Linked DNA regions of Homo sapiens: all the other regions are linked to region 1. Evidence: chromatin contacts called from ENCODE Hi-C data. All regions are on one chromosome and are shown on one strand. Each heading gives the region's core, a stretch centred on a gene start or an enhancer-like site at or near the end of the contact. The rest is flanking DNA. Distances are from core to core; before and after follow the strand shown.

Region 1 (2,932 bases), core at 145-2,644:
TGTGATGCAGAAGGAGGCTGGTATCTCTTGATAGGGACTGTGAACTCTATTCCCACGCTCACTGCCTGGCATTGACTTTCAGCTCAGTGAATGCTATTGAACTGAACCTAATTGGGGGACCATAAAGGACAAGCTTTCCTTAAGGTTCACTGAAAACTAGGACAAGAGGAGGTTAAATATCACAGTGTAGTAACAGCAGCTACATTTACTGAGTACCCATCAGGCTTTATGTACTCCATTTCAGTGGCCCTCAAACTTTACCAGTGGAGAATCACCCCAGGCTTTGCAGAAGGCTGAAGGGTGGGGTGGCGGGGGGGCGGTGGGGAGCGTGGTGGGGGCGGTGAGGGGTGAAAATTTGTGTTAAAAAAAACTTCCCAAGTGATGTTGATCAGGAACTGTATTTTGAGAGCCACTCTGGATTTTACTTAATTATCAGTCTTACAAGGTGAATAGTGTTATGCCCACTTTATAAATGAAGAAATAGAAGTGTCTAAGGGTTTCGTAGCTCACAACTGAGAAGAATTTAAAATCAGTTACTTTTGATTCCAAATATCATTCTTGTCCCACTCCATAGAAGGAGATGTGTGTGTACGTGTATATACATACATTTTTGAACATGATCATTTCCCTCTATCCAGCCATCCAGATTCACAGTGTATATTTGTATTTCTGACTCTAGAAGAAAATAATTGAAACTTTTATCACAATTTATCTTTAGGTGATAGGATTATGGGTGTTCTCAGTTATTCTTTGATTTTTGTGATTGTTTTCCTTTATACTTTTTTCTTTGTATCTAAATATACACATTTATCTCAGGAAAAGTTTTAATCATTTTGTTTCCGCTGAACTTATCTAACAGAATGTGACATGAAAATATTAATGCTGATTTGTTCAAAGAAAATAATAATCTCCCACCCCACCAATGTAAACGGATTTAGATAAATTTATTATTCAAGTGAGTACTTATAAAGGCAAAGACTTTGGAACCATCCTGAAAAGCAGAAAGTGAAAATTTCCTTGATCTTTGCCCCCAGAGGAAAGCTCTGGCATACTGGGAGGGTTCTTCACGAATTTTTCATAGAATATACCAATATTTTGTATAATTACGTATTAACATATAGTTTGTGTAAACGCATAATGTATTGTCTACATTTTCACGCTGCAGAGCAACATTATGCACGGTATAAGATTCACCTAATTAAGCGTAGGTAATTAAGATTATAATTACAGGGCAAGACTTTAAAGCCCATGGGAGCCCAGCCGCAGTCAACCTCGCACCTCCCTGCCGGTTGTGTTTCTGGCCTCGCCCCTCCCCGCTTCGCCAGCCCCGCCCCTCCCCGCTTTGCCAGTCCCGCTCCTCCCCGCCCTGCCGCGCGTGGGCACCTGGGAAGAGGCGGAGAACAATATGGCGGATGGCGAGGAGCCGTAAGTACCGGGGCTCTGCAGACGCGCCGGGCTGGGCTGGGTTGTGAGAGAGCGCGGCGGTGGGCGGTTGCCGCCGCCACCCGGGGTCCCCACACCCCCCGCCCCGTCCCCTCGCCCCCCTCCCCTCGCGGCGCCCAGTGTGTAGCGCGATGCTGACCCTTCTTTTATTCTCTCTTTTAGGGAGAAGAAAAGAAGGAGAATAGAGGAGCTGCTGGCTGAGAAGTTAGTGCTGCCGGGAGGCCGGGGCCCTCTCCGGGGACCCCCGCCTCCCCCCACCCCAGGCCTAGGGGACCAGCCGCAGCGGGCCCGGGGGGCTGGGAGGGGGACACCCGGAGCGCAGGCCGCGCTGCCTCATCCCCTGATCCCCGCCCCGCAGCCCCGGGGGCCTGGCGGGCCGCTCCCGGTATCTGCCCGGTGCGGGCGTCGGGGCCAGGCTGTACTGCCCCAGCTCCTGCAGGGGCCCTCCGGGGTGCTTGACGTAAAGGTCTTGAGGAAGGACCCTTGTGCACTCCTCTTCCTCCATCCCAAATTGTCAGAGCAGTGACCCTGTGAAAAGGCAATCTACCTTAAACACACAGGAAAAGGACACAAGACCGTTTTGTGGCCTTTTGCAAACACTGAGACAGTAGTACTAATTGCAAACTTTTAATGATAACTCTACATGTCAGGTATTGTACTAAGCACTCCAGTCATTTTGGCAGAATAATTGGCTCTTAAAAGATCTGGAAAGAGGTTGTTGACTTCAAACAGCCTATTTATCCCTTTTACTACACACCCTATTTCTTATCAGATGCTTAATTCTATGCTGGTGAGACAGATTTAATCGAAGTGTTTTCTAACCTGGCCAGCGCCACATAATTTACTCCCCTCCCTGCCTGGGCAGGGAAAAAATACTCTTGCATTGGTTATGGTGAGTTTGTAAATTTCCGTGCCGATTCCCAGTAGCAGTGCTTTGATCTTTATGTGTGTCCCTCAGTTGAATTTCAGCTGCAAGAGGACCGGGATGACAAACTTAATTTCACATTCTTTCCTGCCTTTTATTTCCCTCCCACTTTTACATGAAATCACAATTAAACATTGCTTACCATATCCCACGTACTGTACTGAGTCTTCTGTGTGATTATCTATATCCTCATGGCTGAAAGAAGTAGCTATGAACGGCCTGCAGATGAGGTTTATGTCTATTAAGTAATCTGCTCAAGGTCACAGTGCTGTTAATTGTGGAACCCAACACAACTCTGACATCAAAACGTATGGTTTTTATTGCTAGGCAATACTTCTTGGTCCCTTTTGTAAAAATTGGATATTACTAATATATTTGACGGTAGAAACTGTGGAGTTATAGGAAATTAGAAAATTAAAAATAATCACAACCAAACGTGAATCTTAACTAAGTATAAAATAGATGAATTTTGTAGAGGAGTCCCACCTTATTCTGTTGTATGTTCTAAAAGGTTTGTAGATGTCTATCTGTGGCGTAATTGTAATCTGAAACTTTGTGTTTAGT
Region 2 (2,932 bases), core at 221-2,720, 4.4 Mb before region 1:
CTTGGAGAATAGCTAAGTAGTATGTTTAACAAGGGCTTGAGAATGTTTAGTACGCTCTATAGGGTAAGGAAGAATTGCTACTGAGAAGGCATATGGGATCAGTGGCATGTCAATGTAGAACACAGTAATGTAGAATGGACTGGCATCATGAGAGGGAAGCCTCTCTCACATTAAATATAAAAATATCTTAGGAAACATTTTCCAAAAACCAATGCTGTTAGAACTTGCAGTGGAACTGGGCTGACTTATTTTCTTCCTTCAGAGGTCTTTAATTAATAAAAAGAGAACTGAGAGTAAAGGAAAAGGCACAGTCCATCCAGTGCCTCCTAAGGACCCTTCTCATCATCGTCCTCCAGAGGAGGTACCTATGGCGTGTGCTGCCCAGCTGTTGGTGGTTGGGAGTGTGAATCAGACTGAGACTCTGTCTAGGGGTGCTGGTTTGAGTTTTTTAAGTCAATTGCCTCATCTACGTAAAGCATGCAGTTAGAACAGGCTTTTCTTACACCCCAGACTGAAGCATTTTTTAGTCGAGAAGTCAATTTAAGGGAGGCAATATATTCTTTTGCAGCCTGTGCCATAAGAATAAAAGTCCAGGCTGCCACTTATTACAGTTTAACTGAATGATGGATTCTAGCCTGTTTTAATTAAATTACATATTCAATTATTTTTGTTTGAAATTAAAAGCTTGATTATATTACCGAATGCTATGTAATTTTACACGCGTTGTTCGCTTATTTAACAGTGAGGCGTGGGATATGATTAACAATGTGGCTGCCAGTAGAAAGAAGCAAAATAATTATTTGTTCAATATACAAGTCCTCATCATGATTCAGAAATCAATATGCATCCACGGAGGATTTGCTCGCACTGTGGATTATGGAACTCAGTGTGGCCTTCCCTCATTTCCCTATGAATGTAAAACCTGGAGACTTTGGTTCACCAGGCAGGTTTTTATTTCCCTCTCTCTCTTTTTTTTTTTAAAGACTGATGTTTAACTACAGCCGTTGGGACTTAAATCAGAGCATCCAGTGCCCGAATATGAATATTAATCAGATGCCAGGCCATGGAGTTCCTCGCCGAGTTTGACAGTTTAAAGGATCAGTTAGTTAATTAGAAGATGACATGGCACGCTGGGTCCCAAGGCTCTGTCCTGCCTTCTGTCTCCTCTTTTCATTTCCCTTTTTGACAAGTTGGATTACATCATTACTTGTAGTTTCACTTGTTAGCCCCACCATGAAATGAGAATATTTTATGCTTTAATTATCTGTGATTTCTTCCCCCTTTCTCTGCAAAGACCAGGCTTAAAATGAAACTCAAAGAAACATAAGAATCAGAGGTTCAAAGTCCCATGAAAATCAGTCTTGTGACTCCAACCATGCCACACACCACATTGCAGTGAGAAATAGAAGGTTTGTGGTAGCATGAGAAACTGGGTTGTGGTAGTCATGGTGACTGGTTTTAAATATAAAAGGTGCCTGTCCTGACTTTCGTGCCACAAGTACAGATGTATCACACCAGGTGTTTCCATGGCTTCTCTGGCTTGAGGTGTTACATACTGTGAATATCCTCAGGGGTAGCCACAAATTATTCTGGCCTATGTTTCTTGCCCACCCTAGTAGCTAAATGCACCCCAATGTCTGAACAATTCTGTTCTAAATGTTTTTTTCTTGCCATGATATTGCTCACTTGTGAAGCTTCTATTAAATAAAGTTTACATGTGGTCTGTATAGCAGCTTAGTCCCCAGGAAAAAAAAACAAGATTGAGATTAGTGTTTAGCTCTTCAAATGAAGGTTTTTCTGATGCCCTAAGTAGAATTAACTCTTCACTCCTTTCTCCCCATCTACTCTGCAGACAGCTGCTGTGGCACATCTAAAGTTTAATTACACCAGACGCTGAGCTATACAAGGGATGGAACTAGGGTTCAGCATCATCCCTAGCAAACATTAAAAGTGAAAATGTAAAAAAGAAAGGAAGAAAACTAAAATCTACTGAGCATTTACCATTAATGCTGCAAGCCAGCCACTTCACTGAGTAACTCTGTATGAGTAATTTCTCATTAGTCTTCACAACAATCGTAGGTGGTTAGAAGAAAAAATGAAGACTTGGGAAGAATCTTGCCAGGTCACAATGGCATGTGCTAAAGAAGCTGAGCTGGGATTTGAAATTAGGCAGTCTGATCCCAGATTCCCCTCCTGTGCTGAATCTCACATGGTAGGTGCTTATTTACGGGTGATGAAAGAGAAGGATGTTTTTGGTTGTCAGAGGGCATTTCTAATAGGTTGAACTCCCACTGGCAGTATATGGAGACAGAAGAGAGGTGGGAAGAAGAAAATGTGTGTGCTAGATATGATCCTTACTACTGGAAAAGCTATGATATTTAGGGCATATCTATATTTATGTAGAATGCAAGAGGAAAAGGAGCTAGCAGGCATTACCAGAGGGATCTGGGTAGATGAGGAATGTATACTATGAAAGGACCAGGGAAGAGTTAAGAAGGAGTGTAGAGTCAACAGGGTCAGGTGTTACAGGGAAGGTCAAGGCAGGTGGTGGTCTTTAGGAGAAAGAACATCAACATGGTTAACAGAAGGCTGGGGCCACATCTCAGTTCCGCCGGTAAGTAATCTTTTTGGACTGCAACTGAATTATCTCTAAAGCCAGTGGAGGTAAATCTTGAACTATGGACCTCCACGTCCTCCTATTTAGATAGTTTGAATGGAGGACTTACAACAAGCTCTTGGTTGCGGCAATTGGGAGGTCATTATGACCCCAGATGGGACAGCTATAGTAGTGTGTGTTCGGCTATGGAGGAAGGATTGCAGAGGGCAAACCAAAGAGAATGGGTGGAGGTGAGAAAGAAGAGAAGTTAAGTGTAGACTGCTCTATGGAGGAACGTGTCAGCAAAAGGAGGGAGAGGGAGAAGACTGGGGAGTG
Region 3 (2,932 bases), core at 209-2,708, 3.9 Mb before region 1:
ACAATTTAGAATGAATTATTTAATTATCCCAAAATATACTTTTTTCCCTTTCCTGAGCAATTCTTAATAATGCACTGGTCTATAACGACAAATGCATGTTTTCAACTCACATTGTTTCTCCAGTCTTGGCTACATGACAAAGAAACTGATCCAGGACAGGACAAACTTCCTTTTTCCCCCTCTTCTCAAAATCTAGATGAAGGAAGAAAAAAAAACGTTATCAGTTTTCTCAAAAGCGCTCTAAAAACAAACTTTCCTCCTAGTCCTTTACCTTATTAAAAATCAATTAAATACAAAATTAAAAAAATAAGGCCTCTCAACCAAATTACCACCTCAATCCTCCAAGTTCTACTTCCAACATGTCACCCTCTTTACAGATAACAAGAATCCTCCTAAAGGGGGCACTCAACTTCACAAACCATTTTTAACGCAGTGCTTCTCGAAGTGTGGTCCGGGGGAACACCAGCATTATATTAAGCTGGGAATCCAGTGAAAATAAAAATCCCCAGGCCCCGACTCCCACCAATTGTTCATCTAAGTCCATAAATCTGCCTTTCTAAGAAGCACCAACTACCCCAAGTTGCCGTCCCCAAATGATTCTGAATGTCAAAGAATAATTCTCAAAACGCTGAAATCTCTCTACTCGAAGTTTGTAAGCCACTGTTCTCAAGCCTGTTGCGTGGAAGGCGTGCAATCAAGAACAGTGAAGGCAACCACCTCGAAATTAGGGCGCGGAAAGATGACTTCAAAAGCCCTGAAAAAGGCATACTGAGACAACTTAAAAGTTGCGATGCTACCCCCTACCCCCGCCCCCACCAACCGTTTACTTTTTCTCCCACCCCAACGCCTAGCGTACGGGTAGCCTGGTGGAGAAAAGAGGATATCTGGGAGGGAGGGGTCTGCGGGTCCGCCACTCGTCCCCTGAACGGGTGGGAGAAAGACTGGGGCCCCCGCAAGAGTTTCCCCGGCTCCCCTCCCCCAGCCCAGACGCCGGCGGCCGACACAAAGCCAGAGCGGGGCGGGAGAGAGCTGCCCACAGGGCTCCCCGCCCCTGGGGAGGTGGAGGGGGATGGGAGCCCGGGAAGCACTCTCCCCACGCCGCGCCCGGCCCCGGTCCTCGGAACCATCCGCCCTGAAAGGAGAGAAGAGCGAGCCGGAGAAGGTGAGGGGGAATGGAGAGGGGGCAGCTACCCCCACCTTTCAGCGCCTCCTGGAGCCTCTCGACGTCCATGGCTTCCCGGAGTCCCTCACAGCCTCCGCCTCCCTCCGCGGGTCTCTTGGGGACCGGAACGCCTCCCCCCACCCCCCCGACGCCCTCCCCCTCCCTCGCACACACTCCGGCACGCAGGCGACCGGGGGGGGGAAACGAAGGGAGCCGGGGGAAGCGTGCGAGAGAGCAAGACCGACAGAGCGAGCACCTCCCCAAGCCGCTACCACCAACCCTCCAACATGGCGCCCGGTACGTCACCGCGCGCACGCTCCCTGCCGCCGTCCTCGCTCCCGCCGCGCGCTCCGGCCCGGAACCCGAGAGCGCGTGCGCGGCCGAGGTGTGACGCTGGGGCCCAGTGGCGTCTGCGTCCCGGCGGCTTCCAGAGCCTCAGCCCCAGCCCCAGCCCCAGGCCCAGGCTCCGCGGAGCTGAAGACTGGACGGTCAGGCGAGAGGGTTGCAGGCGGACTCCTAGGCTTTGAATCCCTGCCATTTCCTCTCTGTGTGAACTTAAGCTACTTACTTCGCCTGTCTGAGCCTCATTTTCCCCATCTGTACAGTAAGGGCACTGGTACTGATGCCCTATGCAGTTGCTGTGAGAATTCAGTGTATACACTTCACGTTCAGAATGCGCCTAAAAAACGTAGAGCGAGGCCGGGCAGGGGGCTCAGGCCGGTGATCCCAACACTTTGGGAGGGAGGCCGAGGCGAGAGGATCGCTTGAGCCCAGGAGTTCGAGACCAGTCTGGGTAACAAAATGACCCCGCTCCCTCGCCCTTCTCTATATAAAAATAAATACAGGCCGGGCGCGGTGACTCAAGCCTGTAATCCCAGCACTTTGGGAGGCTGGGGCGGGCGGAGCACCTGAAGTCAGGAGTTGAAGACCAACCTGGCCAACATGGCGAAACCCCGTCTCTACTAAAAATACAAAATGTAGTCGGGCGTGGTCGCTCGTGCCTGTAATCCCAGTTACTCGGGAGGCTGAGGCACGAGAATCGCTTGAATCCAGGAGGCGGAGGTTGCAGTGAGCCGATATCGCGCCACTGCCTCCAGCCTAGGCGACAAAGCGAGACTGTTTCAAAAAAATAATAATAAAATTAACAATACATACATACACTAAGCATTGCTAATAATCCTAACAAGAATACCTCCCTGCTTAACCCAACGTTCGTTCGTCACTGGCCCACCTGTGGCAAGAAGTAATGTATACAGCAAAGTCATTAAGAGCTCAAGGTTTGGAATCAATATTCAAATCCCAACTCAACTACTTACTCCTTGTGTGGCCCTGAAGTAGTTACCTAAACTCAGGCAGCTTCAGGGTTCTTATTTATAAAATGAGGGTTGTAAAACGGCCACGAGGATTGAGTGAAATGGCAAATGTGAAACATTTGGCACAGTGCGTGAAACCTGGAACACTCAACGTGGCTGGGTTTTTATTACCACTGTTAGCATTATTACATGACATAATCTCCCAGGAGGTAGGAGAGGGCGGAAACCTCAGAAGTCCTCTGCAGCCCTGACATTTTACAAATGGGAAAGCTGTGTCACAGACAGCAAGTCTGGGGAGACAGAACTAGAACCCAGAACCCAAATCATCTGGCTCCCAGCCAGTGCGTGGACATTTTTATACTCATCTGTGAGCTTTTAAAAGAAAAGGTACTGCCCGGGCACGGTGGCTCACACCTGTATTCCCAACACTTCGGGAGTCTGAGGCAGGCGGATCACC

The links. A loop is a pair of places that touch in the nucleus more often than their neighbours do. Pooled maps may share reads with other maps.
Region 2: a pooled map shows a loop between it and region 1 (8-fold over the local background). The contact joins the enhancer-like site here to the promoter of UBA3 in region 1. A Hi-C loop is called at or near these places in 2 of 37 single-sample maps with no recorded cell type and 3 of 50 pooled maps.
Region 3: a loop to region 1 is called in a pooled map, with 4 times the contacts of the local background. The contact joins the promoter of PPP4R2 here to the promoter of UBA3 in region 1. A Hi-C loop is called at or near these places in 11 of 50 pooled maps.

The regions. Positions count from the first base shown.
Region 1 is chr3:69,078,827-69,081,758 of GRCh38, reverse strand. It overlaps UBA3 (ubiquitin like modifier activating enzyme 3), which reads left to right and starts at 1,394. Exons shown (of 18, transcript NM_003968.4): 1 at 1,394-1,425; 2 at 1,606-1,647. The coding sequence starts at 1,406. RefSeq lists silencers at 1,286-1,355, 1,476-1,565, 1,686-1,915.
Region 2 is chr3:73,447,414-73,450,345 of GRCh38, reverse strand. The region is part of intron 3 of PDZRN3 (PDZ domain containing ring finger 3); the gene reads left to right. Among named protein-coding and RNA genes, the nearest start is that of PDZRN3-AS1, 170 kb to the left of the region's middle. RefSeq lists an enhancer at 1,279-1,348. Within about 2 kb of position 1,470, at least 3 of the 41 ENCODE cell types and tissues checked have a DNase peak (open chromatin) inside an H3K27ac peak, as active enhancers do.
Region 3 is chr3:72,995,337-72,998,268 of GRCh38, reverse strand. PPP4R2 (protein phosphatase 4 regulatory subunit 2) reads right to left here and starts at 1,458. Exons shown (of 9, transcript NM_174907.4): 1 at 1,198-1,458; 2 at 111-192. The coding sequence starts at 1,231. LOC124909395 (a long non-coding RNA gene) reads left to right here and starts at 1,078. Exons shown (of 2, transcript XR_007095961.1): 1 at 1,078-1,162. RefSeq lists enhancers at 474-523, 1,784-1,833 and a silencer at 974-1,603.